Regions from separate parts of the Homo sapiens genome. Here all the other regions are linked to region 4. Evidence: chromatin loops called from intact Hi-C (ENCODE). Cell type or tissue: HCT116. All regions are shown on one strand.

Region 1 (4,000 bases), 130 kb before region 4:
GTTTTAAAAGAGTGGCAAGGTACTAAAGGTAGAAACACGATGCAAACTGCATACTCAAACCATAGCTGCCCCAGAATTCCCTTACAAGGGGAGTGAGATTGGATTACTCGGGAGGAAACCCTGTAAGCATTTGTGCGGTCATGTGCTTTGAGCTCTTCAAGATGCACTACAGTCTTTGGGTATAAAAGAATGCCACTCCCGAATCAACTTAAAAAGAACAGATCTTCAGCCTGGGAGGGGGCAGGGGATGGCTGCAATTCAAACAGTTCTATAAACATCTCTGGGCACATGAGGACTGTTGAGTGAAGCATTTTCTTGGCAGCTGTCAGCAAAATCGCCATCTGAGACACAGAGAAAGAGAAAGAGAAAGCAGGGACCACCTTCAGGCCCTTGTGATTTGGGAACAGGAAGCACCAGGTGGAAGCAGCACAGACGCGCTACTAACCCTACCTACGAACCCTACCTACGAACCCTACCTACGAACCCTACCTACTAGCCCTACCTACTAGCCCTACCTACTAGCCCTACCTACTAGCCCTACCTACTAACCCTACCTACTAGCCCTACCTACTAGCCCTACCTACTAGCCCTACCTACGAACCCTACCTACTAACCCTACCTACGAACCCTACCTACGAACCCTACCTACGAACCCTACCTACGAACCCTACCTACTAGCCCTACCTACTAGCCCTACCTACTAACCCTACCTACTAGCCCTACCTACGAACCCTACCTACGAACCCTACCTACTAGCCCTACCTACTAACCCTACCTACGAACCCTACCTACTAGCCCTACCTACTAACCCTACCTACTAGCCCTACCTACTAGCCCTACCTACTAACCCTACCTACTAGCCCTACCTACGAACCCTACCTACGAACCCTACCTACTAGCCCTACCTACTAACCCTACCTACGAACCCTACCTAACCCTACCTACGAACCCTACCTACGAACCCTACCTACTAACCCTACCTACTAGCCCTACCTACGAACCCTACCTACGAACCCTACCTACGAACCCTACCTACTAACCCTACCTACTAGCCCTACCTACTAACCCTACCTACCAGCCCTACCTACGAACCCTACCTACGAACCCTACCTACTAGCCCTACCTACTAGCCCTACCTACTAACCCTACCTACTAGCCCTACCTACGAACCCTACCGCGCTTTCCGGAAGCAAAGGCTTCAGGTACCACTGAGGAGCTCGATCTCTAAGAGCAAACACAAATGTGGTCCAAAGGCAGGTGATCACAGCACAGGCCCTGGGACGTCTACAGTGTGCAGGCAGCCACTAGGGCTGACCCGACCGGGCAAGAGGGCTGCTCGGTCCCTCCCCCGCCCTCCTGATCCCTGCACGGGGCACACATGGCCTCCACACAGCTCTCCAGTCACGCAGCACCCACACAGTGCCTTCAGAGCGGAGCTGAGACGGCACAACCAGGATCTCCATGCCTACCACGCACACAGTTGACAGCCGCGTGGGGTTTGGCATGAAAAACACGGCCTCTGCTGCACACAGAAACACGTGTTGCATGTCCTTATCGTGGAGGCCATCCCCTATGCAACTTCTGGACAGATTCTCAAATAACCTGCTTTTCCCATAAAAAGCTGAAAAAATAAGGGCCTGTACCAGATAGAGCAGGCTTTAAAATCAGGAATTAAACAAAATGTAAAAGGCAAACAAATCCCATATTCTGATTTGCTTCTGTGAAGATTCCTTCATTACTCAAACTAAGTTTCCACTCACCCCGTCCCCCCAGCACCCCCACCGTCATGCACACATGCACACACACAGCACATGCACACACACACACGCATGAGTCCACAATTCCCATGTACAAAGAAGCAGGACTCCTACATGCCACACGCCACCCTGAAGTGGATGCGAGAGCTGCTGCTTAGCTACTAATAAAACCCCATGGACAGTGTCAAGTGGCAAATGCGACTTGCTGGTTCCAAGACGGCCTCCTAGTGGCTGGAACTGTCTGGGCTCTGAGGACAATGAGCCACCAGAGGGCACAGAGGAGATGGCCTACACTGGGCTGGGAGCTGACTGCAGGTGAGAGGGGCGACGCACGGAAGGAAACGGGAAGAACCCCCCCACCCAAGTTCACATACAGAAAAATCCTGCTCTAAAAAGTATCAAAAAGATTTGAAAAGGAGGAAAGAGAAAGTAATGTTTAACGATGGCAGCATTTTCCTGGAGTCACCAGGAGTCCCTGAGAGCCCCTCCTGAGCCCCCGGCCCCACTGCAGGACAGTGGGTGGTGTGGGTGTGTCTGGCCCTGGGACAAGGTACTCCGCAGGCAACCTCTGAATCCTCAGAGGATAAGGACCTCAAGGGCTGGCCCTAAGTCCACAGACCATCTTGACTGGCGGGAAGCATGGGGGCCGTGAGGCGGCGTGCGGGCCATGAGGCAGCTTGGGGGAAGCGAGCTGGCAGCTTCCGTCCCAGGTGAGGAGGGGCCATCTCTGGAGGATGTCACAGGAATTCATTCACTAATGGACAATGCGGAGTTCGTTGGAAAAATTTTTTGCATCAATATCTGAGACCACGTCAATCCTTTAATTGGTACAGAAACTACTTTTCTTTCAAGAGAGCCCTTGCGCTCTGGTTGGATTTTGTGCACAACGTATACAAAATCTATGGCTATTGAGTTAAGTTAGGATCAGAGTTAAAACTACCTGCCAAGGTAGTTTTGGGATCAAACGACTACGTTTACCATCTGAGAGCTATTTGCTATCTAGAGGTGAGAGGAGTCTGTACAATGTCGCCGCTGGGTGGGCGGGTGCAGCTGGCTGTCCGAGGAGGGGCGGCCGTCCCCTCTGCACACTAGGTGCAGGCAGCGCGGCACTACCTGGAGATCATGGAGCTGGAGTGGGACTGGCTGGAGGAGGTGGTGGCGGCACTCAGCTGGGAGAAGCCGCTGTGGCTGGACTCCAGGCTCGTCATGGAACCTCTGTAATGGCACAGGGAGGGGCGAGGCGTGAGGACCACCCTGCCAACCACCCGCCGGCCCACACTGCCTGCTGGACTTCGTGGCCCACCCTGTTCTCTGCTCACTTCTCATCCCCATCAGTGCTTGCAAACGGGGGATGGACATGAGTAACCCACCAGGGGGACCGGCTTCCCACAGCCTGCACGCAGACGGCAGTGTGAGCTAAAGCAAAGGCAGTCAGTCGGCTCTGTCTCCGACACTCTCCCTCTGCAGACAGGCAGGGAGTCACCGTGCCAACAAATGACCCCAAAGCCACTCCCTCCTGGCCCTCCAAGCATTCCTGACACCCGCCGCCACTGCTGATCCTGCACACGGCGTGGGACTGCAGGCTCCCTCCAACCATGCCCAGCTGTCCGCAGCACCTGCTGTGGCGAGGGTGGCCGCACCTGAAATCCTCCGAGCCGATCACCTCGGTGTAGTACATCACTTTACACTTGTGCGAAGAGACCTGCAGGGACGCAAGCACGTCGTCCACCCGGGGAAGGCTGCTGGCGGCGCACGCAGGCATGCTGTGGAATTTCCACTGCAGGATGTAGAAGCCCGGCCACCTGGTCACATGGGAACCCTAGAACAAGTAGGGCAGTGGCAGCTGAGGGCGACTCGCTTCCGACCCCTGGCCTACCACAGGCCTGACAAGCGCCAAGGGGACTGTCTTTAGGATTTCATGTAGCTACGGAAACTATCTCAATGGGATTCAGAACCTGCTATTTTGCTTCAGCAGCAGGTTTGACAATGTCCTTCCCTCTACTGAGTGTGGTCACTCCCGGGTGCTGGGAAGCCCGGAGGGACAAGCTCCATGTCCGTGGCCCTCACGAGGCCTGCCCAGCCCACCCCACCTACGGAGGCAGGAGCCTGGCAGGCTGGTGGCACCCATGCTGGAGGGAGGGCTCAGCACAGCTTCCCTGGACCTGGCCTCACTTTCTCTGACATGCTGCCAATCATCCAGCATGTTCGGGGCTGAAGGCACGTCACCCTAAAGTGAGCCGTCA
Region 2 (4,000 bases), 170 kb before region 4:
GGCGCCTGTGGGAGGGGCCCCAGGATTGGGTCCTAGTCTCTCCAGTGTGGACACAGAGCCACGAGGCAGAAAGTACCACGAGATTGTGACCATGTTTGTTTCAGCAGACCCGGCCAGGATGGACAGTGATCAGGGCCCACTCTGAAAGGCCTGGGACCTTTGCACAACCACGGTGGTGGTGACAGCTGTTGGGGGGAGTTGGGAGCAGGAACCCTAAATGACAGATGGTTTCCTGTCCACTCAGCAGGCTGAGGGTCCACCTGGAAGATACCAAGGCGATGGGGCTTGGTGCCGTCCTGAGTTTGCAGGCCGAGGCTCACGCTGCTCTGCCAACACTCACATACAGTATCCGCGTAAGCCAAAGAAACCCCCCGAACTTGGGACAGGCAGCTCCTTGCTGTGGGCCACACACGGGCTCGGGAAGGACCAGTGACTCAGGGGCTTTCATTGTTTCAGATCAAAGGCTGAGTGTGGCCAAGTGAAGGAGAAAGCCCCTGTGCGGGCACCTGCAGAGGCGTCCACCCTGCCCAGGGGCCTCTGGGGACGCAGCGCCCACCCTGCCCAGGGGCCTCTGGGGACGCAGCGACCCACTGACCAGTGAGCGCAGATGAGCGACTGCACCTCTCTGCTTCAGCTCTTCATGGCCAGATGGGAGGACAATCCCCACCTTGCAAGGTGGCGTTAAGGACTGAGAAAGAACGAGCACCAGGCCTGGCCCCATGAGCACTGCTGGGTCTGGATCCAGGCGCCGTCCACCTTCCACCCGGCAGCACTAATGCTTCCCTCCCCGGCTGCACTGGCCCTTATCTGGGGGTCAGGAACTCACGTGCTGAATAAAGAGCAACTCTTTTCCAGACAGGAACGTTGGGTGTAGCAGGGACAGGCACTGGGGCTGAAGTTGCTTTTCCAAGGAGACGGTTTGGAGTGGTGCCTTCCAGAAAGGAGCATGGTAAGGTGAAGGAAAGGAAGCTGGAGAGGGTGAGGAGGGGCTGTTTCAGGAAATGAAGCTGAGGGGAAGTGGCTCAGGATGTGGAGGTGGAGGAGGTGATAGAATGGAGGAGGTGATGGGAATGGAGGAGATGATGAGGATGGAGGTGATGGGGATGGAGGAGGTGGGGAGATGATGGGATGGAGGAGGTGACAGGAGGTGATGGAGATGGGGAGGAGGTGATGGAGATGAAGGAGGTGGGGAGGTGATGGGAATGGAGGAGGTGATAGAATGAAGGCGATGATGGGAATGGAGGAGGTGATGAGGATGGAGGAGGTGATGGGGATGGGGGAGGTGATAAAATGGAGGAGATGATGGGAATGGAGGAGGTGATGGGGATGAAGGAGATGGGGAGGTGATGAGGATGGAGGAAGTGATGGGGATGAAGGAGGTGAGGATGGAGGAAGTAATGGGGATGGAGGAGGTGATGGGGATGAAGGAAGTGGGGAGGTGATGGGGATGGAGGAGGTGATGGGGATGGATTCCATTCTGGCCTTCCCTCATACCCTATGGGCCTCCTTCATCACTTTGGTTAACAACTTAGGCAGTTCCCAAAGCTGTTCATCTAGCTTCAGCAAATGAACCATCTCATCTTGGCCAATCCAGGCTTGCTGTCCCATATTAAAATAACCAAACCAGTCTAAGTCAAAACTTCCGTCTCACATCTGATGGCAAGCTGCAGGGGGCAGTAGTAGGGATCAGCCCTTCTACCTCCTTGCTCCCCTCCACCCTCATACATGCCTCCTCTCTCCCATCCCCTGCAAAGGACATCCTCCAGGGCACCCCTCCCCCAGGCAGCCCCACCCACCCCAGCTGCTGGTCCTTGTGGTTCAGTGCCATCCAGGCAGCGAGCCCTTCATGAGCCTCCCACCTGAACCTACCCTCCTGGTGTTGCATGGCAACTTCGAGCACCCTTCCCTGGGAAACGCTGGAAATGTGGAGGGTGACCTGCCCAGGCAGCTCCAGCCACCCTTCAGAAGGCTCCAGGGGCAGGGCTGCTGCCTCTCTGCACCCAGCCCCAGCCGAGGTGGCCAAGCCCTCCCAAGAAAGCTCCCCACTTCTGCCTGGGGCCAGGACTCGAGTTCAGAAAACCACCAGCAGAGGCTCCTTTGCCAGGGGTGCTCGGGGGGCCCCCTATCCTGGCTTGAGTCCCTTCACAGTCCCATCTCTATTCCTCAAAACTTGCCTCCAGCAAGCCCCTCTGATATGAGCCCTCGTTTGCAAGTGGCTTTGGCTCTGGGCTTTATGCTGCAGATTCACTGACACCTCATCACAGTTCCTCTAGCACCCATTTCACAGATGAGGAAACAGAAGCACAGAGAGCTTAAGTCCCCTGCTTGAGGTCTCACAGCTTCTCTGCAGGGGAGCCCAAATTCAGTTCCTGGCAGCAGCATGCTTCCCGGTCTGTGCCCGTAACCCCACTGCAGCTCTCTGCTGGGACCGTATGCCACCTTTTGAGATGTCCAACATTGACACGTCAGGCACCCTGTCTGCACTGAGCAGACACGTCGGGCACCCTGTCTGCACTGAGCAGGCACGTCGGGCACCCTGTCTGCACTGAGCAGGCACGTCGGGCACCCTGTCTGCACTGAGCAGGCACGTCGGGCACCCTGTCTGCACTGAGCAGGCACGTCGGGCACCCTGTCTGCACTGAGTAGGCACGTCGGGCACCGTGTCTGCACTGAGTAGGCACGTCGGGCACCGTGTCTGCACTGAGTAGGCACGTCGGGCACCCTGTCTGCACTGAGTAGGCACATGGGCATTCTCTGCTTTCCAGCTTCATCCAAAATCCCAGGCATCTGGGAAAGTCCCTGGTCACAGGGAGCCCAGCGATTCCTGGTGTGGGAGGGTAAGGGAATAGAGGAGTGGTTCTTCTCCACCCTGCCTCTGCCCTGAAAGACTTATTCACTGGCAACGTCCCCTAGAAAGAGGCCTCTGAGCTCCTAACCACAGGGTGCAGGACCCAGTAGCTCATGTCTGTGCCTCGTGCCGGGTGGCACGCTGACCCGGCTGCAACCAGCCAGTGGTGACTCAGGCCTCGGAAATGACAGGCTTCCGTGGAGACAGAGGGCGCCGGGGTCGGGGAGGCAGCCCACGAGGAGCTTAAACCCCCACTGGGGGAGGGAGAGCAGGACAGAGCTGGATGGCAACATGAGAGGCCGGGGGTGTGAGTGAGGCCTCTGCCCACAGGTGACCCGGGTCACACCTTCCAGGAGCCACAGACAGGCCCCAGCAGGAGGAGCTGGGGGACACACACAGGCCCCAGCAGCAGAGGTGGAGTGGTTGCAGGACAGGCCTGGAGGGCAGGGGAGGGGCTGAGCCTCCGCAGTGGGCAAGAAGATCGGCCTCACAGCGCTGACGGTCAGGAGGCCCAGTCTGCCGCCCCATGCTGTGTGCCTATGAGGCCCCACGGGCCTCAGCTTCCTATTCTGTGACAGGGAGCAGCCCCCTCACCTGGCCAGGTGCCAACTGAGAGAGAGCTTGGCCCTGGGCAGGGCCACCTTCCTGTGTGCTGAATCGTCACCTGGAGGCAAGACCGGAAAGTGTTCTCACTGTATTGCATTCCTGGGCCCGAGGAGCTCTTTCACAGGGCTGAGCCGTGGATGAAGTGCTTATGAATTGGCACAAAGAGGGGGCCGGGTCTGATTCATCTGTGTGCCCCATCCGCACCCCATACAGGATCGGGCACAGAAAGACATTTCCCATGGTTACAGGAGGAAATAGAGTAGGATGGGGAAGAACTGGCCTCTGAGGTCCCTCTTTCTTCCCACCCTATCCCCCAAAAGTTGCCTTCCTGGACCCCCCTGCCCCCGTGTCCCCCACATAGGTGTTTACACGCTGATCAGTGGTGGAGATTCCAGGCAACAAGGAGCTGGGAGGCTGAACAGGTACTGGAAGCCAGTGGCCAATGCCCCTGGAACAGAGCCCTGTGGCCGAGCTGCGAGCTCTGTTAGGTCTCCAGCTTATGGCTCCCATGAAGGGCCTTGCCCTCCTGCCAGGGGCAGTATAACA
Region 3 (4,000 bases), 160 kb before region 4:
CAAGATGACAAGGTCTCATCTGTGTTTTGGGAAGACCCTTCCAACTGTTGGAGGAGGGCTGCTCCTAGATGCAGGGGGGCCAGGAGGGAGGGACCCAGTGGGCCATTTGGGAGAGGTGGACGCTGGACAGGGCAGGGGCGGCAGGCAGAGAAGAGGAGTCCACAGCTCCTGGGCGAAGATCGCCAGGATTTGAAGATGAGATCTGGAAACGACGGCCCGGGGACATCCAAGCTGAGCCTGGGCCAGTGGGTAAATAAGCGGTCATTCACTGAGTAGGGAACATGAAGGAACAGATGGAGATGCTTTGTGTTGCCTTTGGTGGGGACAGAGCAAAAATACAATGATGGCATTTCCATCTGGGAGATGGCGCATCAGGGGCCAGGAGGCACGTCTTAGCCGGGACATGGAGGTGACCTAATTGACATGTGGCTGTGGCTGCAATCGGGGATTTGGGAGAAACGCCACTGAGATGAATCAGAGGAGAAGGGCCAGAGACCAGGTCCTGGACGTGGGGATGTCCACATTTAAGGGGAAAACAGAAAAAGAAGGGTTGGGGAGAAGTCAAAGAGCCGGGAAGAAATCCAGGCGAGAACTGCACTCGTAACCAAGGGACAGAAGGTTTAGAGAGTGACATGCCAGGGAGAGCTGCAGCTCGCTGGGTTGGCAGAAGGGGCAGATGGTGAGTAGGGGGAGGTCATGGAGGAGGGATGAGGTGGAGGGGCAGGGAGTTCACGAGAGAGAGGAGGTGGACCTGGGAGAGGAGACAACTCCTTGGTTTTAGAGCAAAGAACCTTGAGTTAACATATTTACGCCAGGAGAGAGAATGTCTAGGCTTGAAGGGGGAGGTGAGGGCTGATGGCACAAGGCTTCCAGCAGAGGATGGACAGCTCGGCCTGGAATAGAGAGTGAGACACAGTTTCCACGGAGGTGGAGAAGGGGACACAGTCCCTCGTCTGTGATTAGATGCCAACGGAATCCAGGCACAAGGGAAAGAGGGGCAGCACCTGCCCTCTGGAGGCTTCCAGTCTAGCGGAAGCTGATGGGTGGGAGGCAGGTGCAGAAAGATGGGGATCAGGCCTGGGAAGCAGTGCAGGAGCCAGGAACACCCAGCCCTCTTCCTGTCCCTGGGGTGCCCAGCACCAGGGAGCATGAGTGGTGACCAGAGGTGCAGGTGGGTCCCCCCTGGTTAGTGGGAGAGTGGGGGAGGGCAGATGGAGTGGGGAGTCTTGAGTGACAAGCCAGCGCCCCTGGCACCCATCTCTGAGCATGGCAGACATGGTCCTGCCTCCACGGTGCTCCAGGTCCAGCTCAGCATCTTCCTTGGAGGGGCACCCCAGAGGGGCCCCCAGCCACATCCTGTAAAATATGGGCTTCTGATGACTCTCTGACCTGGCTCTTCCTCCATAGCTCTCAGCCCCCTTGGAAATCAATTTTAAAATGTGCACTTAAAGGTTTGGTTCACTACAAAGGGCAGGTGAACAAGACAGACACAAATGATCCTTGGGAGCCCACGTCAAGGGGTAGGAGGCAGACAAGTGAACAGACTGTGATGATCCAGCCCGCAGAGGGCCGGTAGGCCCACATATAGCAGGAGCGCCCACCCTCACATGGAGGGGGAGGGAGGGCTTCCTGGAGGAGGCGACATCTAATGCTACCCAAAGGGTAAGTAGCAGCTCATGAGTTAGGCAGGTGAAAAAATCTTCAGGCAGAGAGAACCACAGGTGACACAAGCCAGCATGCCTGGGTTCCAATCCCAGGCCCTCCCCACCCCGACCCCCGGCGGTGGGACTTCTCTGTGTCTCAGTTTCCCGCTCTTTAAGAGGGAGCCAGAACAGCACCAACTCCATAGGTCTGAGAGGACCACACACTTGGAAGACGGCCCTGCGCCTAGTGTGGCCGCCACTCTGAGAGCGCCCGTCACCATCGCCCGGAGGAGGAGGGAGGTCGCTGTCGCCAAGAGCCCGAGGACCAGAGCCGGCGGTCAGACCCTTCTCCACGCCCTCCAGGCTCTCGGCCTCGGTCCTCAGAGGGCAACGGCAGTGGGCCCTTCCTCCCAGAACTGCTAAAACATCGCCCTGCGGAAAGGGCCCCTCGCAGCCCAAGACGCCGGGGAAGCGCTGGAGGCGCCGAAGACTCGGTCGGGGGTCTCGGGCGCAGCCCCAGGACCTGCGGAACCCGGCCCGGTGCGCAGACGCGCACACTCCAGCAGGTGGCGCTGCCTCCCCTGGAACGAGTCGGCTCCCGCAGGCGGCGCCCGGGGCGGGAGGGAGGCAAAGGGAGGGACCGGAGAGCAGGGCGCCTCCCTCTGCCCCGCCGGCCCAGGCGTCCGATGCGGCCCCTGCGAGCCCCCTCCCCGGGAGTTCTCATTGCCTCCCCCTGCCCCCGCTCCCGGCCGCTCCGATGCCTGTGGCAACCGGGATCCCGCGCCCGCCTCACCTGGGTGCGGGGGTGCAGGGTGACCTTTCACGCCGGGCCAACGCCAGTACCCCCTTCTCAGCACACCTGGGTCCCCGAGCGGGCCAGGTGGTTCCGTGGGGGCGGCCGCCACCGGCACACCTGGGCTGGATCCCCGCACACCTGGGTCCGCCCGTGTCGGGCTCGGGTACAAGTCCTGGCCGTGACACCTGGACCCCTCCACAGCCCTGCGGCTCCTCACTTCCCCCCTGCAGGGGTGGTTAGAGGAGCCACTCTAATAAGATCTAATAAGATCCCTGCAGGGCTGGTTAGAGGAGCCACTCTAACGCACCTGGAAGGTAACCGGCCATTCACAGGAATAGGACACCTGTCCCCTTCGTGCTAAAGGACGTTGGGGACAAGCAGGCCCCATCCAAAACATGGGGAAAGTGACCACTGTCATCCCAGGGAAGAGGTAAGAGGGAGCACAGGACTTGGTAGGGGCAGCTGTCACGGGGATGAGATGGAGAAGAGTCATGGGACCACCTATAGCCCTGTGTCCCCAGAGCCACATGCCACAAACACACATACAAACATATACACATGTGCATAGGGACACACATTCACATGCTCATATGCACACATTCATACACACATATATGAACACACATGCATAGACATACATGCAAACACACGCTCATATGCACACATTCATATACACATATAAACACACATGCACATACACGCACATACACACACGCTCAATGCACACATTCATATGCACATATAAACACATGCACACATACATGCACACACATACATATACAATGCTCATATGCACACATATACACATATAAACACATACACACACGCTCATATGCACACATTCATATACACATAAACACATGCACAGACACACGCACATACACGCTCAATGCACACATTCATATGCACATATAAACACACATGCACACACATACATATACAATGCTCATATGCACACATACACATATAAACACACATGCACACACATACACCTGCTTATATGCACACGTTCATATACATGTATATAGACATGCACAGACATGCTCATGCACACATATACACATATGTACACATACACACGTGGACACATACGCACTTGCATAGACATACACATGCTCATATGCACACATACACGTAAACACGCACACACACATACGCATGCTCATATGCACACATTCATACACACATGTACACATACATGCACATACACATGGGCATACAGACACAGACACATGCTCATATGCACACATCCATACACACATATGTACACATACATGCACATACACGTGGACACATACATGCACACATATACACATACACATGTGTGCACACAATGTGTACACAGATATACACATATATATTTACACATGCTCATACACATACTGACATACATACTCATATAAACATATGCACACACACACACACACCAGGCCAAAGGCTGGTCTCGGCCACAGGGAAGCCCACAGCTGCTCCCTGGGGCTCTGTGGAGGAGAGCGAGGGGTCTAGGTCTGGGCGGGCTGTGCGTGCCGCCGTGTCCTGCCAAAATGACTTGAAACCCTTC
Region 4 (4,000 bases):
AAAGCACGTGTCTCCACTTACTTCCCACTCCCCTGGGCGGAAGTAGCTCCGTCAGCAACTTCCGGCCGGAAGTGATAACTTACCATAGAGATAGCAGCTAGAGAGTCGATGACTTTGGATCTGGGTCATCCAAGCCGGACTTAAAGGGGTCGCAGCCCGCGCGGTGTGATTAATGGGGACTAGAGCCTGGGCCAGAGGGGAGGGCCCTGGAGCGAGGGAATCAGAAGGAACATCCCATTTCTTGAAAGCCCGCTGGGTTCCTGGAGCCGTGAAAGCATTATCTCTCTACTCCTCATGCAACCCTCTGAATTAAGTGCAAAGACCACTCCTGTCTTGTAGATGAGAAGTGGGGCGCTCCGGAGATGCTTGGTTACTTTTCCAAGCACAGCCGGCCAGGAAGTGGCAGAGCTGGGTTCACACCTAAGTCATTTCTGCTCCAAACCCAATGCCCTTTCCACCACCCCAGGTGGCAGGAAGGAGAAAGCTCAAGAGCAGAGGGGCTACGTGAAGATGCAGGCCGTCCTGGCCTATTGGGATACCCCCTGAAAAGCCTATTGCTCCAAAAGACCTGGTAGATTCCCGACAGTTCACTGTCTGTGGGCACAGGAAGCAACGAACAGGAATCTTGCTCTGAGTCTAATCCCACAACCAAGGAAGAATTGCTGGACCTTGTCTCAGAGGCGTTTGAACCAGAGCAACTCCATCTTGAATAGGGGCTGGGTAAAATAAAGCTGAGACCTACTTGGATGCATTGCTAGGTCATACAGCTCATAAAGACCTTGCTGATCAAACAGGCTGCAGTAAAGAAGACGGCCAAAATCCTCCAAAACCAAGATGGCTATGAGAGTGACCTCTGGTTGCCCTCACTGGTACACGCCCACCAGCGCCATGACAGTTTACAAATGCCGTGGCAACGTCAGGAAGTTACCCTACATGGTCTAAAAAGGGGAGGCATGAATAATCCACCCCTTGTTTAACATATCACCAAGAAATAACCATTAAAAAAAAAAGGCCAGGTACACTTTGGGAGGCCGAGGCAGATGGATCACTTGATGTTGGGAGTTCGAAACCAGCCTGACCAACCTGGTGAAACTCCATCTCTACTAAAAATACAAAATTAGCCAGGTGTGGTGGCACACACTTGTAATCCCAGCTACTTGGGAGTCTGAGGCAGGAGAATCGCTTGAACCCAGGAGGCGGAGGGTGCAGTGAGCCAAGACTGCACCACTGAGGCCAGGCATGGTGGCTCGACCCTGTAATTCCAGCACTTTGGGAGGCCAAGGCGGGCAGATCACCTGTGGTCGGGAGTTTGAGACCAGCCTGACCGACATGGAGAAACCCCGTCTCTACTAAAATTACAAAAAATTAGCCAGGCGTGGTGGTGCATGCCTGTAATCCCAGCTACTTGGGAGGCTGAGGCAAGAGAATTGCTTGAACCAGGCAGGTGGAGGTTGCGGTGAGCCGAGATTGCGCCATTGCACTCTAGCCTGGGCAACAACAGAGAAACTCCGTCTCAAAAAATAAAATAAAATAAAATAAAATAAAGACCGTGCCACTGCACTCCAGCTTGGGTGACAGAGCGAGATTTTTATGACCGCACCTCCTTCACAATGTCTTTGAGTTGTCTCACTCACATTCAACAATACATACTGTTAGTTTTATTAACTTGGAAATATTTAACTTACATTTTTGTTTTGATGGAGGAGCTACAGTTCTGTTTTGTTTTACCATATTTCATGAGTTTACATAAGAATGAAAGGATATAATTGTATAATCAGCTTAACTGGAGTAAACAGGTTTGTAAACAACGCAAGTGGCTTCAGGCAGGCATTGGGCTCACCTGGTTGGAGCAGAAGCCGGGTGCCCCAGGAGGGGAGCCTCCAGGTTTCTTTTGTGTGGGTGATCCCCGTCAGTACCACTTGGAGTGGGAGAGGGACTTTTCTCAAAGGAAGCAGGGGTGAAGGCGTCCTGGACAGGCGAAAACTACAGGCGTCTACTACATGGCCCTACCTCTGCCCCCTGGTGGTGGCTCTTGGTGGCGCTGCTGACCACAGGTGATGTTAGAAACAAGCCAGCCGTGCACCTAGCAGGTCTTCTCCGGGGCTGCCTGTCTGACCTGCAGGATAGAGTCCACACGATTGCTTTCCCCCTCTTTTTCCATTTCTGCTTCATTAGGAAAAAACAAAACTCAACAAATCACCCTTACCTGTCCTGGCCCTGTTGATCTGACCGCCTTTCATCACCTTGGTGCCCACACAGACCCCTGCTCCAGCCATTCTGCCCAGCCCAGCTCCCAGACACTCCGCGCATCCGCACTCCAGCAGAGCACACCTGCCCTTTGAAGCCAGCTCTGGTCCCAGGTGACAGTTTCTTCTCACATGCTCTCCGGTGCCAATTGTTTGACATATCCTGTGTCCCCTGGGCTATTTGTTACACACCTTTCGATGAACACATCTGGTCTCTGTTGAGTGGGGCTGTTCTCTCTAAAGGCAGGGTGTTGTCAGCATCCTCAGCCTTATCGGGAAGATGAGGTCTGCAGCAGGAACCTTTGCCCCCACCTCCCCAGACGAGAGAGGATGAATCCCCCGGAGCTGGGAGGGCTGCAGGAAACAGAGATACACATCTCCTTCCTGGCCAGATGCTTGCTACATCACAGACCCTGCCAGCAGGTCCTGGCACTGCTGCCAGAGAGAATGTGGTGAGAGGCCAGGCATGATGGCTCATGCCTATAATCCCAGCACTTTGGGAGGCTGAGCAGGTGGATCACCTGAGGTCAGGAGTTCAAGACCAGTCTGGCCAACATGGTGAAACCCTGTTTCTACTAAAAATACAAAAATTAGCTGAGTGTGGCAGTGGGTGCCTGTAGTCCCAGCTACTCAGGAGGCTGAGGCAGGAGAATTGCTTGAACCCAGGAAGGGGAGGTTGCCGTGAGCAGAGATCGCACCATTGCACTCCAGCCTGGGTGACAAGAGCGAAACTCCATCTCAAAAAAAAAGAAAGAAAGAAAAGAAAAAGACAAAAAAGAAAGCATAGGGAAGCCGGGCATGGTGGCTCACACCTGTAATCCCAACACTTTGGGAGGCCGAGGCTGGTGGATCACTTGAGGTGAGGAGTTCAAGACCAGCCTGGCCAACACAGTGAAACCCCGTCTCTACTAAAAATACAAAAATTAGCCGAGTATGGCAGCAGGCGCCTGTAGTCCCAGCTACTCGGGAGGTTGAGGCAGGAGAATCACTTGAACCCAGGAGGCGGAGGTTGCAGTGAGCTGAGATTGTGCAACTGCACTCCAGCCTGGGTGACACAGAAAGACTCTGTCTCAAAAAATACATAAATAAATAGTTTTGTTACAATTTTGTATGCAGGGAGTCAGGGACACACTTATATAAACATTTTCTTTCTTTCTTTTTTTGGGTTTTTTTTTTTTTTTTTTTTTGAGAGAGAGTCTTGCTTTGTCACCCAGGCTGGAGTGCAATGGTGCGATCTTGACTCACTGCAACTTTCACCTCCTGGGTTCAAGCGATTCTCCTGCCTCAGCCTCCCGAGTAGCTAGGATTACAGGCATGCGCCACCACGCTTAGTTAATTTTTATATTTTTAGTAGAGATGGGGGTTTCACCAGGTTGGCCACGCTGGTCTTGAACTCCTTACCTTAAGTGATCCGCCTGCCTCAGCCTCCCAAAGTGCTGGGATTACAGGTGTGAGCCACCGCGCCCCGCTAAAAGTTTTCTTCGTTGATTTTGTGAAATTCAAATATAACCCGTGTTCTATATTTTATCTGGCAGCCCTAATTGCAAGGCAAAAGCCACAGTATCCCCCTGCACAGGGCTGAGAGGAAGCAGGTGGGGGCAGGAGAGGTGCCGGCAGTTTGCAGATGTGCAGAGCTAGTGGAAGACATTCCTCAAAGTCCCCATGGTTCAGGAACCCACTTTATTTATGTTTTACTTACTTTAATTTTTTTTTTTTTTGAGACGGTCTCACTCTATCGCTCAGGCTGGAGTACA
Region 5 (4,000 bases), 390 kb before region 4:
CAGAGCACGGACCGAAATGGCCACATCCCCACACACCTTGTCTGTCACTGCCAATGGTGGCCAAGCAGAATGCAAGGTCATCCTCCTCCTGCCCACGGAGGCCTGTGAAGCCACTGACCAGGCCACGGCAGGGGAGCCGGTGGCACTCACCACACCCTGTCAGCCTTCCAGGCCCGTGTCCAGGAGAAAGCTGCCGGCATCTACAGCTGGTGCCCTTGCCCCGGCGAAGACTTCCTTGCCTCCATCCACCCCGGCCCAGCGTGGGCCCAGCAGTCTCCTTACTTTGCCTCGTAACAATGCACACTGGAGCAGCCTCCAGCTGCCCTCCCTCTGCAGGCTCCCCTGAATCCAGACCCTGGGGCCAGCACCCCTGCGGCAGCCCTACGGCCACCTGCAGGCCTTCCCAGAAACTTGAGCCCATGGGGGCACTTCAGGTCCTATAAACTAACAGATGCTCCCTGTCCCCCACAAAGGGGCTTCTTAAAGCTGAGTGAGTCCCTGATGCAGGCAATGCTAGGAGGACAGTGTCCGGCCAGGGCTGCTCCCTCCTCCTCTCCTATCTCCCTGGGTGCCTGCAAAGTCCTTCAGATCCCTGCTGAATCCTGGGGAAGCCCTGCCTCGCAACCAGGGCTTGCCCTCCCCGCTCCCACACAGAGCCTGCTCTCTGCGTCCAGACAGTCTCCCCACGATGGTAACTGAATAATGATGTGTGCGGTTTCCTCTCACCACAACCCCCCCACACAGGGTTTGTGAAGCCAGACACCTCATCCATCACGCTCACCCCAGCCCGGCTTTCTTCAGAGCAGCGTAGGGCTCACGGCAAGCCCCGGCAAAAAGTCTGGTGAATGAATGAACAAATGAAGAAACAAAGCTCATCACAGCAGCCGAGGTTTACTGGGGGCTCTCTGTGCCAGGCGTTACTCTAATTTTTTTTTTTAGAGAGTGGGTCTCACTAATGTTGGTCAGGCTGGTTTCAAACTCCTGGCCTCAAGCGATCCTCCCACCTTGGCCTCCCAAAGTGCTGGGATTATAGACATAAGCCACTGCACCGAGCCCCAGGTGTTACTCTAAACGCTGCTCAGGAGCTATTATAACTGATGGATCATCACACAATCCTATAAGGTAGCCACTGTTATTGTCCCATTTCACAGATAAGGAAACCGAGACCGAGAGGGCTTTTGTCAATTATGAGGGTCGCAAAGCGAGTAAGCGGTAGAGCCAGGATTTGAAGCCAGGTAGGTGAGCCCCAGGCTGCTGACCCCCTCCCCAGGCCAGGTCTTCGGGAACCATGGAAAGGCTGGAGAAGTATGGGGTTCCTGCAGCCAGGACCCAGAAGGTGCAGCTGCGGTGCAGGCAGCTCAGCACTGAGGCCTTGGCCTCCAGCTCCTCCCTCAGTTGCTCTCCCCCAGGGAGCTGGAGGCAGAGCCCTGAACTGCCAGGAGAAGATTCTACCCGCCAGCCAGGGAAAGTTGCCAGGGCTCTTCCCAGGGCTTAGAGCCACCCCAGGCCTATCAAAGCACATTAGCATCTTAGTTTCCATAACTTCCCTTGCAAGAAAGATGATGGTACCAGCTACTGGGCCGGGCTGGGGGTCCCAGATTCCAGGGGCCCTCTCAGGCCTGCCTATGGCTCTCCCAGGACACAGATGCTTACTTGAGAAACCCTAGTGCACCAGGGGTCCCACAGCCAAAATAAAGAGGCAGAGCTGCCCTGGGGCCCCTGCCAAAGCTCCCAGGTAGATCTACCCAGCAGACACCAAAATGTCCATCCCTCATCTGAAAACTCCACCTCCAGGAGGCCGCCCCAGGTTGGGCTGACAAAATCCACAGAGACCTCAATGATGACTTCTCACTTCAGGTATGAGTGAGTGGGTGGAGGGAGAAGCTATTGTTAACTATTAACAGTTCAGGAAATGCAGGTAAAGGAAAGAGAATGGTAAGGCGACAGGGCTGGAAACTAGACACACGTGCAGAGGTGAGCAGACCTCAGAGAAAGAACTGCTCTGGAACAAGATGGTAAAGAAACTATAGACAATAATGGTAGACGATGATCCTGGGGTCCTAGTGGACCAGGACCATAACATTGATTCATTTGACAAGTATTTATTGAGTGTCTACTTCACAGTAACAAAAAGATGACACTACAGGCTTGAGAGTAGTCAGAATGAAAACAGTGGTGGCACATGGGAATTTGAAGTTCATTTATTTAAATGTTTATTAGCCGAGACTTCCGGACAGATTTGAAGCAGTCTTTAACATGTAAGGAATTCACAATCTGATACAGTAGTACAGGACATGTGTGTGCCACAAACCTCTGGTGAAAAGTAAAGACTCTCCCTAGAAAAGTATACATTGAAGACAGACAGACAGACACACACGTATTTTGAACGGTTCATCAAAGAATCCCTAGGCCCGTGGATCCCAGTTAAAAAAATAACTTGGCACTCTGGGAGGCCGAGGCGGGAGGATCGTTTGAGCCCAGGAGTTCAAGACCAGCCTGGGCAACGTAGCGAGACCCCATCCCTATAAAATGAAATAAAATAAAATGAGAATTAAAAAAAACAAACAAACTTGGTGTGATGAGAACTTACAGAATTTAATAGGGTTATCTCAGCATTACCTGCAGCACTCTCTAAACTTTTGACCACACACACAAAGTTCTGGGTTCTACAGCTAGAGAAGAGGGAGAGCAGGTTAAAAACAATTATTCAAGGTGGAAGATGAGTCTGAGAAACAAAGAGGTAAGAGGAGAAGACTGAGGCCAGCTGCTCTCCATCCCTGAGCTCCGGCAGGAGGAAGCTCTCAAGTGAGAACAAGTTGCTGTTTGCGGAGTGGACTCCAGAGCGGGTGGACAGAGACGATAAGGAATGTCATCCCTGGGGGGCTCTGAAAACAGGATATTTTCCCATCTCAACTCTGCTTTTCACTGCATTGTGTTCCTACTGACCTACCCAAGCTACTACAAACACTCCATAAATGTCACTGGGGACTTCCTGTTCTCTTCTAAAGATGGAAACACTGAATATAAATGACCAAATTGTGCAAATGTGTGTGGGTGGGGGATCAAGGACTGAATTTTTAAAATGCACACAGCTCATCTAATTTGTTAACTAACTCCAAATCAAATTACACTTCACACTTTGTATGGGACAGGAAGCGTCTCCTCAAAGCCTGGTTAGGACCTGGGATGCCGGAAATCTGAGACTCTGCCTTCCCCTCCTGAGACACTCTGAAACCCTGCTTAGAAATCGAGCACAATGGCTCTGGCCTCCCAGAGAAAGACACGGATTTGCAAAGGCAAAGAGCTGCATTTTTCTCCGAGCTGGAGCTCTTTCCGGTTTCCACTATGGGGCTTAAACAAAACTGCAGCTTTACAGTTCCCCTGTTGGTGTTTTCTCCTTCTTGGTGACTAACAAGGTGGAAGAGCCAACAAGAACCCTGTGTGCTCCTTTGCAGGACCTGGAAGGGACAGGTGGTGTGAGTCTGTCTCCATCCAGCCTCCTCTTTCATTCATTCAGGGGCCGAGGCGCCCCCGAGGCAGGGGGCGGGGGTCCCCACTTTTACTGCCGGCCAAGGTTCCTCCAGCTTTTCCCTCGCCAAACCCTTTCAAGCAAACCTCTCCTCTATTGTGGAGGAAGGAATCTCAAGCAGTTTTGCCTTTCTGCCAGCACGGTTTCAATTGGCCCCAGTCGGTAAAGTCAAATTTGGACAAGGTCCAAGGGCTCCTCACACCACCCGCCGCTTTCTGGAAGAGGCCCTCCTCTGTTCTTTCATTTGCAACCCACCACCTCCCTAGCCTGAGTTTTTTCACCCAGGCTCCGCGGCCTATTGAGACATCAATCTTGGGCCAGAGCAAGCTCTGACCTGCAAACCATCACCATTCACTTCCTAAAGAGCCACTCTCAGAACTTAGGCTGCAGGGAGGGCAGGCCAAGGATGAATCCTCTGACTTCTGGTGCGGTGTGTGGTGGGGGGGGCTATTTTATATTCTGTTTTCTGCT
Region 6 (4,000 bases), 110 kb before region 4:
CTCAAGCAATCCTCCTGCCTTGGCCTCCCAAAGTGTTGGGATTATAGGCATGAGCCACCATGTCTGGCCTGAAACTCCCACTTCTAATCAACAGTGAGCTGCACTATTATACTATTAAAAATGAGGTGGTACCAGAAACATCTCCCTTACTACTCTAGAGAAAATCAGCATTATCAGTTTGAATAATCTTTATAGTATTTCATTTTCGTTTCCGCAAAGTAGAGCAAAGGCATAAATAATTCCCTAAACATCAAATGCTTCAACTCTATGAACGGATCTATGAATGACTATGATCCTTGCACTTTTCTGTATACATACTGCATTTAAATAAAAAGTTAGAATAAAGAGAGAGCAGGACACCTGGCTTCTGAATGGAAACCTTCGTAGTGCCAGAGACAAAAGAGAATTAAACATGGATGATGTTGAGAAAGGCAAGATTTTTGTTCCAAAGGGTGCCGCCCAGTGCCACACCATGGAAAAGGGAAGCAAGCACAAGACTGGGCCACATCTCCACCGTCTCTCCGGGCAGACGACAGGTCAGGCTGCTGGATTCTCTTATACACAGATGCCAATAAGAACAAAAGCATCACCTGGAGTGAGGACACACTGATGGGGTATTTGGAGAATCCCTGGAACAAAAATGGTCTTCACTGGCGGGGTGTGGTGGCTCAGGCCTGTAATCCCAGCACTTTGGGAGGCCAAGGCAGGTGGATTGCTTGAGGTCAGGAGTTCAAGACCAGACTGAGCAGCATGGAGAAACCCTGTCTCTACCAAAAATACAAAATTAGTCGGGCGTGGTGGTGCACGCCTGTAGTCCCAGCTACTTGGGAGGCTGATGCAGGAGAATCACTTGAACCTGGAGGCAGAGGGTGCAGTGAGCCAAGATCGCGCCACTGCACTTCAGCCTGGGCAACAAGAGCGAAACTCCATCTCAAAAAAAAAAAAAAAAAGAAAGAAGACGGCAAGGGCAGACTTGAAAGTTTATCTCAAAAAACCTTCTAATGAGTAATAATTGGTCACTGTCTTATTACAAAACAGAAATGTCATGACTTTTTAATGCATATCATAATTTAACAGATCTCATGGCCGGGCGCGGTGGCTCACGCCTGTAATCCCAGCACTCTGGGAGGCCGAGGCGGGTGGATCATGAGGTCAGGAGATCGAGACCATCCTGGCTAACACAGTGAAACCCCATCTCTACTAAAAATACAAAAATTATCTGGGCGTGGTGGCGGGTGCCTGAGTCCCAGCTACTGGGGAGGCTGAAGCAGAAGAATGGCGTGAACCCAGGAGGCGGATCTTGCAGTGAGCCGAGATCGCGCCACTGCACTCCAGCCTGGGCGACAGGGCGAGACTCCGTCTCAAAAAAAAAAAAAAAAGAGATCTCATACACCAGAATTCAGATCATGAACCATCATCAGAATAGTTTGGTTGGGCAATCCTGATTTAACTAAGGCTGGCTTGTGGTTAAAGGACTATGTTCGGTTTTCTGAATTTTAATAATTCTGATTCAGTAACGCTACACTGCTTTCCCCTTCTAAAGATGTGACTGGACTTCGCTAGTAATGTTCAACTTTCACAAAGATCGTAAATGCCATCTTAAAGCCTATTGGAGATTGGTTTTATATTTGGGTTTACATAACTGGCCATATGACTCTATTTAAATACTGAGGAAATCCCTTCACTGTCTCAGAACCAAGCAAGACTCACCTGTATTTTGTATTTATTTGCCTCTTAAAGGCAAAGGCTGAAGATAAGGCAGCAATATCTACTTTATATTTTTGGCCTTAACTATGCCAATCTAATTAGAATTTCCTGTATCTAAAATGGTTCCCTTTATTTATTAAAAGGCATTTTAGTGTAGTTTATGTGTAATATCAAATAAGGAATATTTAACACTTCTCACATTTTATAGACAATCTATAAGGTCAGATGCTTTTAAAAGTCAGTATGACAAGAAATAGTAGCAAGTTAAACTTTACTTTTGAATTCTTTACTACTTAAGTCAGACTAAGTTATAATTTAGCATTGTCTTTAAAAAGTCATTCGAGGTTGGGCCCAGTGGCTCACGCCTGTAATCCCAGCCCTTTGGGAGGCTAAGGCAGGCGGATCACTTGAGGTCAGGAGTTTGAGACCAGCCTGGCCAACATGGTGGAACCCTGTTCTCTACTAAAAATACAAAAATTAGCCAGCAATGGTGGCAGAGCTAACCCCAGCTCTCAGGAGGCTGAGGCAGGAGAATAGCCTGAACCTGGGAGACAGAGATTGTAGTGACCCAAGACTGCACCAGCCTGGGTGACGGAGCAAGACTCTGTATACATATATAAAAAAAAAAAAATTCAAAAACATAAAACTGTAGAACTACCATGTGTCTACGTGACTGGCAATGGTGCTTTTGCCAACTCATTAGAAAGATTAAAGTAGAGAAGATATACACAAAGTTAAAAATTATGAGTGATCATAAGACTTAAGATAATTAAAAACAAAAACTACAGATTAAAGAAAAAGAATACAAAAAAAGCATGTTGGGTTTTCATGATGTGGCAGTATTGCTGACTAACACGCAGGAATCTTCTCCAGGTTCCATTACTGTCAATCAACAGGTTGGCCTCCCTGAATAAAGAACAAGGCCAAGGCCGTGTTCCGAGTGTCACGTGGACCAAGTGTCTTCCTCCGTGGCCATGTGTTTACCAACTCAAGAGGCTGGTCCGTCAGAACAAGAAGGGGGTGGGAACATGAGCTATTCATGACCCCAACTCCTGCGAAATAACTCAAAAGCATGTGGCCTACTGACGTGGCATCATCTTCACTCAGAAAGGACCACAGTTACGTGGAAGTGGTTAAGAATGTAGGTTCTGGAACAAAATGGCCTGGGTTCAAATCCTGACCCCACCACTCGCTGGCTGTGAGACCTCAGGCAGGTTACTTCACTGCTCTGTGCCTCAGTTTCCTCACGTGTAAAACCAGTGAGAAAAACAGCAGCAGAGAGAGCTGCCGGAAGGATGGAATAAAGACCTGAAAACAGTGTCTAATACATGGTAAGAAGACAACAAACGGTGGCCATCATCACTGCAGTGGTTTTCTTGATGACTGGTATTCAACAGCACTCAGTTATTTGGTTTCTAGTAAGCAGGCTGACAGAATTAGAGATCAGGCCAAATACATGCAATGCCTAGTTTCCCTTTACTAAATAATGCCAATAACTCGCTAGACACATACCAGGCTCTGCTCACTACATAAGGCTTACCATAAAAATTTACACCTTTATGAGGCTAAAATTTCACCAAAAACCTGAAAATTAAAGCTCAAACATTTCTAATCTCTGATAAATCTCTGAACTCTTTTTACACCTTCTGAAAATTTGAATGTGTGAATACTTGGAACACATGTTGCTTTGTGACGTGACACTGTTTGTAGCCAGACCTTGCTCTGTAAAGTCTAGAAAAATGCAGTTAGTCATGCATTATCACTTGCTATAAACGACTTAGATTCCACAGAGACATAAATTCAATGACTTCTAAACTGGAAGAAACATTCCCAGCCGTGGAAGTTGGGAATATCACTCTTGGTGACTATGACAGAAAGAGATTCCATGATTTCACGTAGCTCTGGCCCTGCACACTGGGTGTGGTGCTGACACTCACTTTGCCCTTGTGGGTCTCCTGGAGCCACTGGCGAAGTCTAATGAGGCAGCTCTCCTGCAGCGGAGTCAAATCGCCCAGGTATCTCTTGATGTAGTCGGCATCTAGTTTGTCTGGAATGTAAGTGACATTTATTTACAACAAAGAACACTGGAGCTTTAGGCTCCCAAAGTCTTTGTGCTCAGTGGAGTTAACGTGTGGTCCTAGAGTCCTAGAGGCACATGAAACCGCAGAGATGGCAGATGTAAACCAGATTCCTTAGAGGACTTGAGGGATAGGCTCTGAGATCAAATCACTGACTAAACCACAGGTACACTTTCTGACTCAATTATCTTTCCCTGATTACCACTGAGTTACCT
Region 7 (4,000 bases), 410 kb before region 4:
ACTGCCTGCTTCATTTCCCAGTGGGTTTTCTTTTTCAGAAGATGGGCTTCCAAGATCTTCCCGAGGGCAGGGCAGGCAGGTGGCAGGGGGCACCCACTCTGCCCAGGGCTTCGGCCCCACACCCACTGCCCCCACCCGCTGTAGGGCCCTCTTAGGGGTGAAGCCGTCAGCCCCACCCAAGCACCCTGTCTCTCACCTGATGAGAAGGTCCCGCAGGTAGGCAAACTCACAGTGTGTGGTGTTTTCAACTAGGAGAGGAGACAGGAGGGGCTTTAATGTCCCAGTGGAGAAACTCTGCCCGGACCCCACCTCTCTCCCCCTGCCCAGAAATGCTGGTGCCAAAAGCAGAGTCTGAGGGCAGCCCCATGGGCAGGAGGGCAGGGGAACCACCTGCTCTGCAGCTGAGTATAGGACACCTGGCACTGCCCTCAGTCTGGGGGATACTGGAGTGACCAGCACCAGCTCCTGCTCCTGGACAGCTCAGCTCCTGCTCTCCAGAAAGTTCCTGGCTAATGGGAGATGGCACAGTGACCAGGCCAAATAGGAGCATGGAAGGAAGCCACAGTGGAGAAGCCAGGGCAGTGGGCCCCCGCACCACTGGGGTGACCAGGGAGAGCAGGACGTCCCAGCAGGGGCCTGAAGACAGGCAGGGGGCTGGGCTGCTGGGAATGGGATGAAGCAGGAATCGGAGCTGGGATTTTAAAGAAAACCTGTGGCCCACAGGGTGTTACCCCCACGGCCCCATCCACCTTGTGTGCGCTCAGAGCACACACACACAGGGACACACACAGGGGCTACGTACTGTGGACGACCATTCACAAGCTCAAGAATCAGCAATGCTAAACATTGCTCAGGGACATGTGCACTTCACACAATACATACAAGCCCAAGCTCGGGACAGTGGCCACTTCTCAGGGAGACTGGGCAGGAGACCACGGGCACCCACAAGTGCCCTCGGGCTCGAGCTGGTGGCCATCTCAGAGTGGTCATTTTATTGCTGTGCTTCGTAACTCCTATATGAACACGCGGTGCCTGGCATGTGTAACTGTTATATAACAGAAGGCCTTTTAACAAGGAGGGCAGTGAACGGCATCACTGGAGGTGGGGAGCCGGGCAGGGAAGGCAAATAAAGACACCCGGTGCCCTCCCATGTGATGAACTTCGTCTTCACACACCTGCAAGTGTCTCTTGTGATTCCTTTGTTATCCCCATTATCTTACGAAAATGGGGCGTAGACGCTGGGCACCACGGCTCACGTCTGCAATCCCAGCACTTTGGGAGGCTGAGGTGGGTGGATCACGAGGTCAGGAGTTCGAGACCAGCCTGGCCAACATGATGAAATCTCGTCTCTGTTAAAAATACAAAAATTAGCCAGGCCTGGTACCAGGCGCCTGTAATCCCAGCTACTCAGGAGGCTGAGGCAGGAGAATCACTGGAACCCAGGAGGTGGAGGTTGTGGTGAGCCAAGATCACGCCACGGCACTCCAGCCTGGGCAAAAGAGTGAAACTTCGTCTCAAAAAAAAAAAAAAAGAAAAAGAAAAAGAAAAGAAAAGAAAATGAGGCATAGAGAACGCAAGAACTGTGTCTGTCTCAGCTCCACAGTGCATAAGGCTGGAGCGGGATGCAGAACCCATACACCTGGCTCCAGGCTGCCCCATCGCAGAGCCACATGGCTTTTCCCCAAGTTAAAAATGTCTAGTTTTTACTTGGTAGGCCAGCAGGCAGGGCCGGGGCCTCCACCTTGCCCAGCCCTCAAGTGCTCTCAGTGCTATGCCGGTTGCCTTTGCCTAGGCCCTCCTGCCACGGCCCTGTGTAGGGCGGTGTCCACACTAGAACCTCCTGCAGACTGACCAGCAGCACTCTCATCTAACACTGACGGGCAGCGAGAGCCGGCAGGAAGAATGGGGCTCTCAGGCTGGAGTTGGAGTGTGTGATCGCCACTCCCTGGCTCGGGCAAGTTACTCTCATTCCCTCAGTTTCCTCATCCATAAAATGTGGATAATAACGTCACCCGCCTCTCAGGGACATGAGGATTAAATGAGTTCATGGCGTGATCAATTACACCCCACATTTCTATTGACAATACTTGGGGTGGTTTCTAAGGATGGGAAAGATACCTCAAGATGCTGTTCACCAAGTGGGAGGCAAGAACAAGGCACAGCCCTTACTAGTCCGGGTGTCAGGTCAGCTATGAACTCATGGGGCCCCTGATATAAAAACCCAGCAGTGCTGAAGGCACATTTCCAGGGTCCTCATATAAGACTGCTGGAAAGTGGGCCCCACCACCTCACAACTGTCCTGACAGGTTCCAGACTCTTCCTCAGCTGGAGCCAGTGGTGCTCAACAACGCACAGGTCAGAGAGGTGCGGGGACCTCTCTCTTGTGCATTTCCTGACAGTTTCTGTCACCGGCCACCTGCGGTACTCAAGGTTGGCCACCAGGGTGCAGCAGAGGCACGCCCATAGCAAAGCCGCCGGCCCGTCCCAGGCCCATCCATCCCTAACTCTCCCAAACCTGCCTTTCATAAAAAGTTTCCTAAACAGCAAGAACTCTTTGGGCAGAGAGGAAGAGAGGAACTGCAGGCAGAGGGGCCAAGGGGAGGCAAGCCAGCCTGACACCACAGGCGGATACTGGAAAACACCCAGGCTGCACCCAGCTGGGCAGCTCCCGCAGGGTGGGCCCGGCAGGGGTGGTGGTAGGGGAGGAGTGCAGACAGGGGAAAGGCCCGTGTGCCTCTCCACACCCTCCTCCAGGCATGAACTCCCATCTCGAGGGAGTCTGGTGCAGGGCTGGAGCTGTAGATTCTAGAGCCGCCTCCCGTTCTGGGTCCCTTGGCAGGTTTTCTGCTCACAGCACCTCTTCAACTCTGCAAGGAGGGTGGGTGCGGGGAGCTTCGGACATGAAACGAGATAACCCATGTCTAGCCAGTGGCACAGGAGTGTCTGATGCCTCCTGGTAATTGTCATTATGACCATTTTTTTAGAGCAACAGCTTCCCAAAAAGCTCTGTGGTCTTTGGGACAGTCTCTCAACTCACTAAAATCTTGGCACACTGCACCCACTTTGTGGATGATGAAAACTGAGGCCCTGGAAGATTAAGAGACTTGTGCTTCCTGCTCTACTGGGCCTTTCAGCCAAGTGCTCTCCCAGAACAAAGTGGCTTTTCCTGCTGCATTTCCCTCTGCACCTTCCCCTCTTCCATTCTAATGAGAAATGAAGGGACAGAGAGAGGAAGGGGAAGGAAACGTTCGGGCCCATCCCTCCCGGGGTGTCACCGCCAGGAGTGGGTTGAACTGTGGCCCCCCAGGGGCTCCCATCCATTCAAAGACATGGTCAAGGTCCAGGCCTTGGAACCCATGATTGTGACCTTACTTGGAAAACGTCTTTCTTTATAGATTCATTAAGGATCTCCAAATGGGATCATCCACTTAGGGTAGGCCCTAAGTCCAAAGACAGGCATCCTTGTCCAAAGACAAGAAGGAAAGAGGGCAGGCTCGGTGGCTCATTCCTGTAATCCCAGCACTTTGGGAGGCCAAGCAAGGTGGGCAGATCACCTGAGGTCAGGAGTTTAAGACCAGCCTGGCCAACATGGCGAAATCCTGTCTCTACTAAAAATACAAAAATTAAGTCAGGTGGGTGGTACGTGACTGTAATCCCAGATACTCGGGAGGCTGAGGCAGGAGAATTACTTGAACCCAGGAGGCAGAGGTTGCAGTGAGCTGAGATTGCAACACTGCACTCCAGCCTGGGTGACAGAACGAGACTCCGTCTCAAACAAAAAAAAAAAAAAAAAAAAAGGAAGAGGAGGGACGGGACAGAGACACAGGGAAGAAGGCCCTGTGACAATGGGGCAGAGATTAGAGCATGTGATGCCTTTACAATACAACTAGGAATGCCAGGCGCCACCAGAAGGAGGAAGGCATGGATGAGGCTGGTCCTCAGGGCCTCAGAAGGAAACAGCCCCTGATTTCGGACCTCTGGCCTCTGGAACTGTGAAAAT

What was found. A loop is a pair of places that touch in the nucleus more often than their neighbours do. Peaks named below come from ENCODE experiments on the same cell type or tissue, not always from the same donor. Only the 100,000 strongest peaks of a DNase experiment are listed, where the experiment ranks them.
Region 1: it touches region 4 in a loop (4-fold over the local background); 63 of 110 quality-filtered maps call a loop at or near these places.
Region 2: it touches region 4 in a loop (4-fold over the local background); 108 of 110 quality-filtered maps call a loop at or near these places.
Region 3: it touches region 4 in a loop (13-fold over the local background); 108 of 110 quality-filtered maps call a loop at or near these places.
Region 5: a loop joins it to region 4, with 5 times the contacts of the local background. A loop is called at or near these places in 4 of 110 quality-filtered maps.
Region 6: a loop joins it to region 4, with 2.6 times the contacts of the local background. A loop is called at or near these places in 40 of 110 quality-filtered maps.
Region 7: it touches region 4 in a loop (16-fold over the local background); 26 of 110 quality-filtered maps call a loop at or near these places.

What each region holds. Positions count from the first base shown.
Region 1 is chr17:77,212,890-77,216,889 of GRCh38, reverse strand. SEC14L1 (SEC14 like lipid binding 1) reads right to left here. Exons shown (of 17, transcript NM_001143998.2): 16 at 3,398-3,576; 17 at 1-2,972. The coding sequence ends at 2,867. Among named protein-coding and RNA genes, the nearest start is that of LACAT1, 39 kb to the left of the region's middle. In HCT116, CTCF peaks have their summits at 1,810 and 2,017 (motif pointing right); a DNase peak (open chromatin) is centred at 1,969.
Region 2 is chr17:77,254,593-77,258,592 of GRCh38, reverse strand. It overlaps LACAT1 (lung adenocarcinoma-associated transcript 1), which reads right to left. Exons shown (of 3, transcript NR_188630.1): 2 at 827-931; 3 at 1-260. Among named protein-coding and RNA genes, the nearest start is that of LACAT1, 2.8 kb to the right of the region's middle. RefSeq lists enhancers at 1-362, 363-1,020, 3,268-4,000. In HCT116, a CTCF peak has its summit at 1,646 (motif pointing right); DNase peaks (open chromatin) are centred at 2,972 and 3,392; H3K4me3 peaks cover 1,443 bases; H3K27ac peaks cover 1,903 bases.
Region 3 is chr17:77,245,408-77,249,407 of GRCh38, reverse strand. No RefSeq gene overlaps it. Among named protein-coding and RNA genes, the nearest start is that of LACAT1, 6.4 kb to the left of the region's middle. RefSeq lists an enhancer at 1,383-2,233 and a silencer at 2,119-2,294. In HCT116, a CTCF peak has its summit at 2,178 (motif pointing right); a DNase peak (open chromatin) is centred at 2,227; H3K4me3 peaks cover 825 bases.
Region 4 is chr17:77,084,704-77,088,703 of GRCh38, reverse strand. It overlaps SNHG20 (small nucleolar RNA host gene 20), which reads right to left and starts at 61. Exons shown (of 3, transcript NR_027058.1): 1 at 1-61. It also overlaps a transcript of SEC14L1 not described here. RefSeq lists enhancers at 1-189, 1-655. In HCT116, CTCF peaks have their summits at 1,830 and 2,031 (motif pointing left); DNase peaks (open chromatin) are centred at 43, 313 and 1,993; H3K4me3 peaks cover 941 bases; H3K27ac peaks cover 1,245 bases.
Region 5 is chr17:77,471,940-77,475,939 of GRCh38, reverse strand. All of the region lies in intron 3 of SEPTIN9 (septin 9), which reads right to left. Among named protein-coding and RNA genes, the nearest start is that of MIR4316, 77 kb to the right of the region's middle. RefSeq lists enhancers at 79-919, 997-1,497, 1,498-1,998, 2,684-3,389, 3,384-3,513 and 3 more. In HCT116, no CTCF peak of the experiment used is centred here; a DNase peak (open chromatin) is centred at 1,879; H3K4me3 peaks cover 1,857 bases; H3K27ac peaks cover 2,781 bases.
Region 6 is chr17:77,195,956-77,199,955 of GRCh38, reverse strand. SEC14L1 (SEC14 like lipid binding 1) reads right to left here. Exons shown (of 17, transcript NM_001143998.2): 8 at 3,645-3,754. It also overlaps the pseudogene CYCSP40. Among named protein-coding and RNA genes, the nearest start is that of LACAT1, 56 kb to the left of the region's middle. In HCT116, no CTCF peak of the experiment used is centred here; no DNase peak of the experiment used is centred here.
Region 7 is chr17:77,493,563-77,497,562 of GRCh38, reverse strand. It overlaps SEPTIN9 (septin 9), which reads right to left. Exons shown (of 12, transcript NM_001113491.2): 11 at 197-248. Among named protein-coding and RNA genes, the nearest start is that of MIR4316, 99 kb to the right of the region's middle. RefSeq lists enhancers at 39-586, 587-1,136. In HCT116, a CTCF peak has its summit at 2,434 (motif pointing right); a DNase peak (open chromatin) is centred at 2,452.